Linked DNA regions of Homo sapiens: region 1 is linked to region 2. A link is an interaction called in ENCODE POLR2A ChIA-PET data of the cell type or tissue named here. Cell type or tissue: Caco-2. All regions are shown on one strand. Region 1 overlaps PLPP1 (phospholipid phosphatase 1). Region 2 has its middle 30 kb from the start of PLPP1.

Evidence for each region. ChIA-PET counts read pairs that join two places held together with the same protein. Peaks named below come from ENCODE experiments on the same cell type or tissue, not always from the same donor. Only the 100,000 strongest peaks of a DNase experiment are listed, where the experiment ranks them.
Region 1: POLR2A ChIA-PET joins it to region 2 with 5 read pairs; 3 of 35 experiments call an interaction of 5 or more read pairs at or near these places.

What each region holds. Positions count from the first base shown.
Region 1 is chr5:55,437,333-55,439,832 of GRCh38, forward strand. All of the region lies in intron 4 of PLPP1 (phospholipid phosphatase 1), which reads right to left. Among named protein-coding and RNA genes, the nearest start is that of MIR5687, 70 kb to the right of the region's middle. RefSeq lists an enhancer at 805-1,632. In Caco-2, no CTCF peak of the experiment used is centred here; DNase peaks (open chromatin) are centred at 1,279 and 2,009.
Region 2 is chr5:55,563,472-55,565,971 of GRCh38, forward strand. No RefSeq gene overlaps it. Among named protein-coding and RNA genes, the nearest start is that of PLPP1, 30 kb to the left of the region's middle. In Caco-2, no CTCF peak of the experiment used is centred here; no DNase peak of the experiment used is centred here.

The DNA.
Region 1 (2,500 bases), 130 kb before region 2:
GTTGTTATTGTCTCATAGCCTCTGAATATTCTATTGTTAATAAAGTAAGAACTTTTTTTTTTCCATTTTAAACTAGAGTCAAGGGGTTGGCTTGCAAGCTAAGAACATTTTTAAGGAGTTTTTTTTGTTTGTTTTTTCAAAAAAGAATATGTGACCTACAAAGCCTAAATATTTATTATCTGACCTTTCACTGAAAAAAAAAAAAATACCAACCCCAGAACTAGACTAACAACAGCAGGCTCAATGCAAAGAAATATACCTTGGTCTACTTATTTTGAAATAGTGCTTTTATGACTAGCCAGGCAAGCCAAATTGATTGCTCCACCTACATTTGATGACAGATCTGTCCAGAAGAACACTGGAAAGCAGGCCTCAGTTTAGTCTTCTTTGGGTTTTAATTTCACCATTTTTAGGATTCACTGAGGCACTAAATTTAGATCTTAAATCCCACCTCAAAATCAGACAAGGTTCGTAGGCTATGGGCCATGAGTTGTTCATCATTTGCCCAATGTTCAGCAATAATCAAGTTTGGAAAACATCACGAAGTATCAACAATGCTAGGAGGTATACAGTGAATGCTAAATGAGGGATTATATGAATCTTAAGGAAAGTGGATAGTATGAAAGAGTCTGAGTGGATTTAGATAGGTGGGCAGCACTGTCTAAACACAGGGCAGGGGCAAGGCCCAGATAAGAGGCATTTTGTGGCAGGAGGAGAGTCTGGCTGAAGCATAGATACAGGAATTTCATAACAGGCGGTGATATAAACAATCTGGGGTTACAGCCTCAATAGAAGGGTCTCAGGAAAAGTATTTTAACACTCCTCACTGTATTGAAAGAAAATACAGACTCATACCATGGCTGTTCTCCTGAATAATCAAATAAATTTGGAATCTCTGGCATTCAGCCAAGTTCACGGGGAGTCACTAAGCATATAAACTGGCTATGTGCAAAGCAGCCCTGCCCTGAGCTCCCGCAGGCCTGGGAGGTTTTCACTGATGCTGACACTCTCTTGGCACAGTTAAGTGTGCAGGGCTGCACTGGCTGCCAGAGAAGAACAATGGTCAGGGTGTTTTAAGAGCCATTTTTAACTAGAAGTTAATTTCTGGGTGTCAGGAATTGACAGAGAAGTTTTGGCTATCAAAGACTGTCCTAGGAGAGGATTTAAATGACTACGTCTCTACCCAAATCTGAGACTGACTCATGAAGCCAAGGTGCCCAGAGAAACAAGATGAGTCATTGCTCAAGGAATTCGGGGGTGGGGCTTAGAGGTTAAATGTTGTACATAGGCCAGGCGCGGTGGCTCACGCCTGTAATCCCAACACACTGGGAGCCCGAGGCAGGCGGATCACGAGGTCAGGAGATTGGGACCATCCTGGCTAACACGGTAAAACCCTGTCTCTACTAAAGATACAAAAAATTAGCCGGGCGTGGTGGCGGGCGCCTGTAGTCCCAGCTACTCTGGAGGCTGAGGCAGGAGAATGGCGTGAACCCGGGAGGTGGAGCTTGCAGTGAGCCGAGATCGCGCCACTGCACTCCAGCCTGGGTGAGAGAGCAAGACTCCGTCTAAAAAAAAAAAAAAAAGTTGTACATAAATGTAAAAAGCAAGGATCTGTGTATTCAGGGCTGAAATAAAAGCTGGGGCCTACATCCACATCAAGCAAATATTTCCACTACCTAGAGTCAGTAAAATGCAGTGCATGGTTGCTCTGGCCTGCTTTCTTCTCCAGAAAGGTCTTGGTCTACAACAAATCTATTTATCTAGGCTTCTTTTTTTGCCATTATAACTTTACATCTGTTAAATCAAACTAAAATCTGTCCTGAAAACCCCCTGCTCACATACTTGAGTTCTTCTGTACAAAGAACAACCTAATTTGGTAAGTAAGCAAACTGGGAGCCTGACTCAGGAATGTGCTTCTGTAACAGCAGCTGAGTCTCAGCCAGTCCCTGCAGCCATATTTCAACCACTCACAGCCATTCAAACCACGCTCAAATAAAGCTCCAAGGCCGAGCTGTAACCAATCCGGCAGTTTCTGCACCTCGCTTCCATTTTCTGTACTCACTTTCCTTTTTCTGTCCATAAATTCTCCCTGACCACTTAGAAGCAGTGGAGTCATTCTGAATCTGCAGTGACTCTGAGGGCTGCCCAATTTGAAAGTCGTTTCTTCCTTGCCCAGTGACACCCTTAAATTTATCTAAAGTTGTTCTTTTAACACAGTTGGTTCAAACTGACCCAATTACCACACTATGGTTGACATCATTTTCCCGAGTTGATATCCTTCATATGTGGCTGCATGTCCACTGAGCAGGCCTGCCACTGAGGCCCTCTATTATATCAATGTCATCCTCTCTATAGTAATTTTAATCTTTCACAAAACAGCCCTCAGTACAAGTTACTATTTGACCAATTACACAGACGTTAATGGGTGTTTTGAGAAGGGTCAAGGAAGAAGAGCAGAAAATGATGAAGTATGGAATATGTTATAGCTGAGAATTTTCTT
Region 2 (2,500 bases):
ACAATCCCATATTCTGGGCAATGCCTTACGTAGAGCAAATTAATAAAAACTTCCATGGGCTGGGCATGGTGGCTCACGCCTGTAATCCCAGCACTTTGAGAGGCCGAGGTGGGCGCATCACCTGAGGTCAGGAGTTCAAGACCAGCCTGACCAACATGGTGAAACCCCATCTCTATTACAAATACAAAATTAGCTGGGCATGGTGGCACATGCCTGTAATCCCAGCTACTTGGGAGGCTGAGGCAGGAGAATCACTTGAACCGGAAAGGCGGAGGTTGCAGTGACTCAAGCATTGCACTCCAGCCTGGGCAACAAAGCGAAACTCCGTCTCAAAAACAAAACCAAAAACAACAACAAAAAAAAACAAACAAGCAAAAAACAACCTTCCAAATTGTAGGGTCTAATATGTTTGATGTTTCTAGGAAGGAGATTTTGTTGTTGTTGTTTTTGTTGTTGTTTTTGAGACAGGGTCTCACTCTGTCATCCAGGCTGGAGTGCAATGGCACAATCATGGCTCACTGCAGCCTCAACCTCCTGGGCTTAAGCAATCCTCCTGCCTCAGCCTCCCAAATAGCTGGGACTACAGGCATGTGCCACCAGGCCAGGCTCATTTTTTAAAAATTATTTTTAGTAGGACAGGGTTTTGCTATGTTACCCAGGCTTGTTTTGAACTCCTGGACTCAAGTGATCCTCCCATCTCAGCCTTCTAAAGTGCTAGGATTACAGGCTGAGCCATTGCACCTAGATAGAAGCAGATTCTTCTTTTTTTCTTTTCTTTTCGACATAGTCTCGCTCTGCCCAGGCTGAGGTGCAGTGGCGCGATTTCAACTCACTGCAACCTCCGTCTCTCAGGCTTCAGTGATTCTCAAGCCTCAGCCTCCTGAGTAGCTGGGATTACAGGTGCATGCCACCACACCCAGCTGTTTTTTTGTTTTTTTCGTTTGTTTGTTTTTGAGATGGAATTTCGCTCTTGTTGCCCAGGCTGGAGTGCAATGGCACGATCTCAGCTCACTGCAACCTCCACCTCCTGGGTTCAAGTGATTATCCTGCCTCAGCCTTCTGAGTAGCTGGGATTACAAGCATTAGCCACCATTCCCAGCCAATTTTTTGTATTTTTAGTAGAGACGGGGTTTCACCGTGTTGGCCAGGCTGGTCTGGAACTCCTGACCTCAAGTGATCCGCCCACCTCGGTCTCTCAAAGTGCTGGGATTACAGGTGTGGGCCACTGTGCCTGGCCTAATTTTTGTATTTTTTAGTTGAGACGGGGTTTCTCCATATTGGCCAGGCTGGTCTTGAACTTCTGACTTCAACTGATCCGCCCCCCTGGGCCTCCCAAAGTGCTAGGATTATAGGATGAGCCACCACGCCTAGCCCAGAAGTGGATTCTTGATCAAGCTGTGATTTAATGCAGCTTGGAGACATGTTGAAACAGGCTCATTAGTCTGCATTTTAACTACAGGTTTTTTTTTTATGATGATGGTCTTACAGCTGTCATCAGACATGTCTCCAGGAACAATGTATGCATAAACAAAGGGATGAGAAACTAGATCAGCAAACATTGTGATCAGAAAACACTGTGGTTTCCTGATCTGCTAATGAACTATTTTAGTCAGAAACCTCCTGTTGGTCTGACATGGCTGTTTTTTAAAAAATATTTTCCACTGAAATATACAGCTTAAGTGATTTGAATTTGCTATCAAGAAATAATTTTTCATCTTTGAAATATTGGTTTATTTTCTTGGTAAAATTATGGAATGTGACCCTTTCATCTACTTTTACCTTTTTGATCTTTATTCTATCTTTACAAATATTTTGCAATATTTAAAATCACTTAGATATTTGTCTCCAGCAAGACACATTTTTTAGCCACATTGAGTCCCACTCAGGATGTGTTTAAGGCCACTAGTGTTTTGTGGCTTTAACACAGCCACTAGTTTTACCAGTTAAAAACAGTGAGGGATAAGCGTCTCATGTATACTGTTTGCAGGATTAGTAAAGTTCTAATGACTTGGCTGGGTGTGGTGGCTCACGCCTGTAATCCCAGCACTTTGGGAGGCTGAGGCGGGCGGATCACAATGTCAGGAGATCGAGACCATCCTGCCTAACATGGTGAAATCCCGCCTCTACTAAAAATACAAAAAATTAGCCAGGCTTGGTGGCAGGCGCCTGTAGTCCCAGCTACTCAGGAGGCAGGCAGGAGAACCGCTTGAACCTGGGAGGCAGAGGTTGCAGTGAGCTGAGATTGTGTCACTGCACTTCAGCCTGGGTGACAGAGCGAGACTCCGTCTCAAAAAAAAAAAGTTCTAATGACTTGATTAGTCATATTCATGTGACTTAGAAGCATTAATTCACTGAATGGGATATTATGCAGCCATTAAAATGATACTTACAAAGTTCATGTAATATCACGAAATGATATATTTAGCTGAAGTGGAGGGCACAATTGCATATGATATACTTATAATCTTTTATTTTTTTATTTTTTGAGACTGAATCTGGC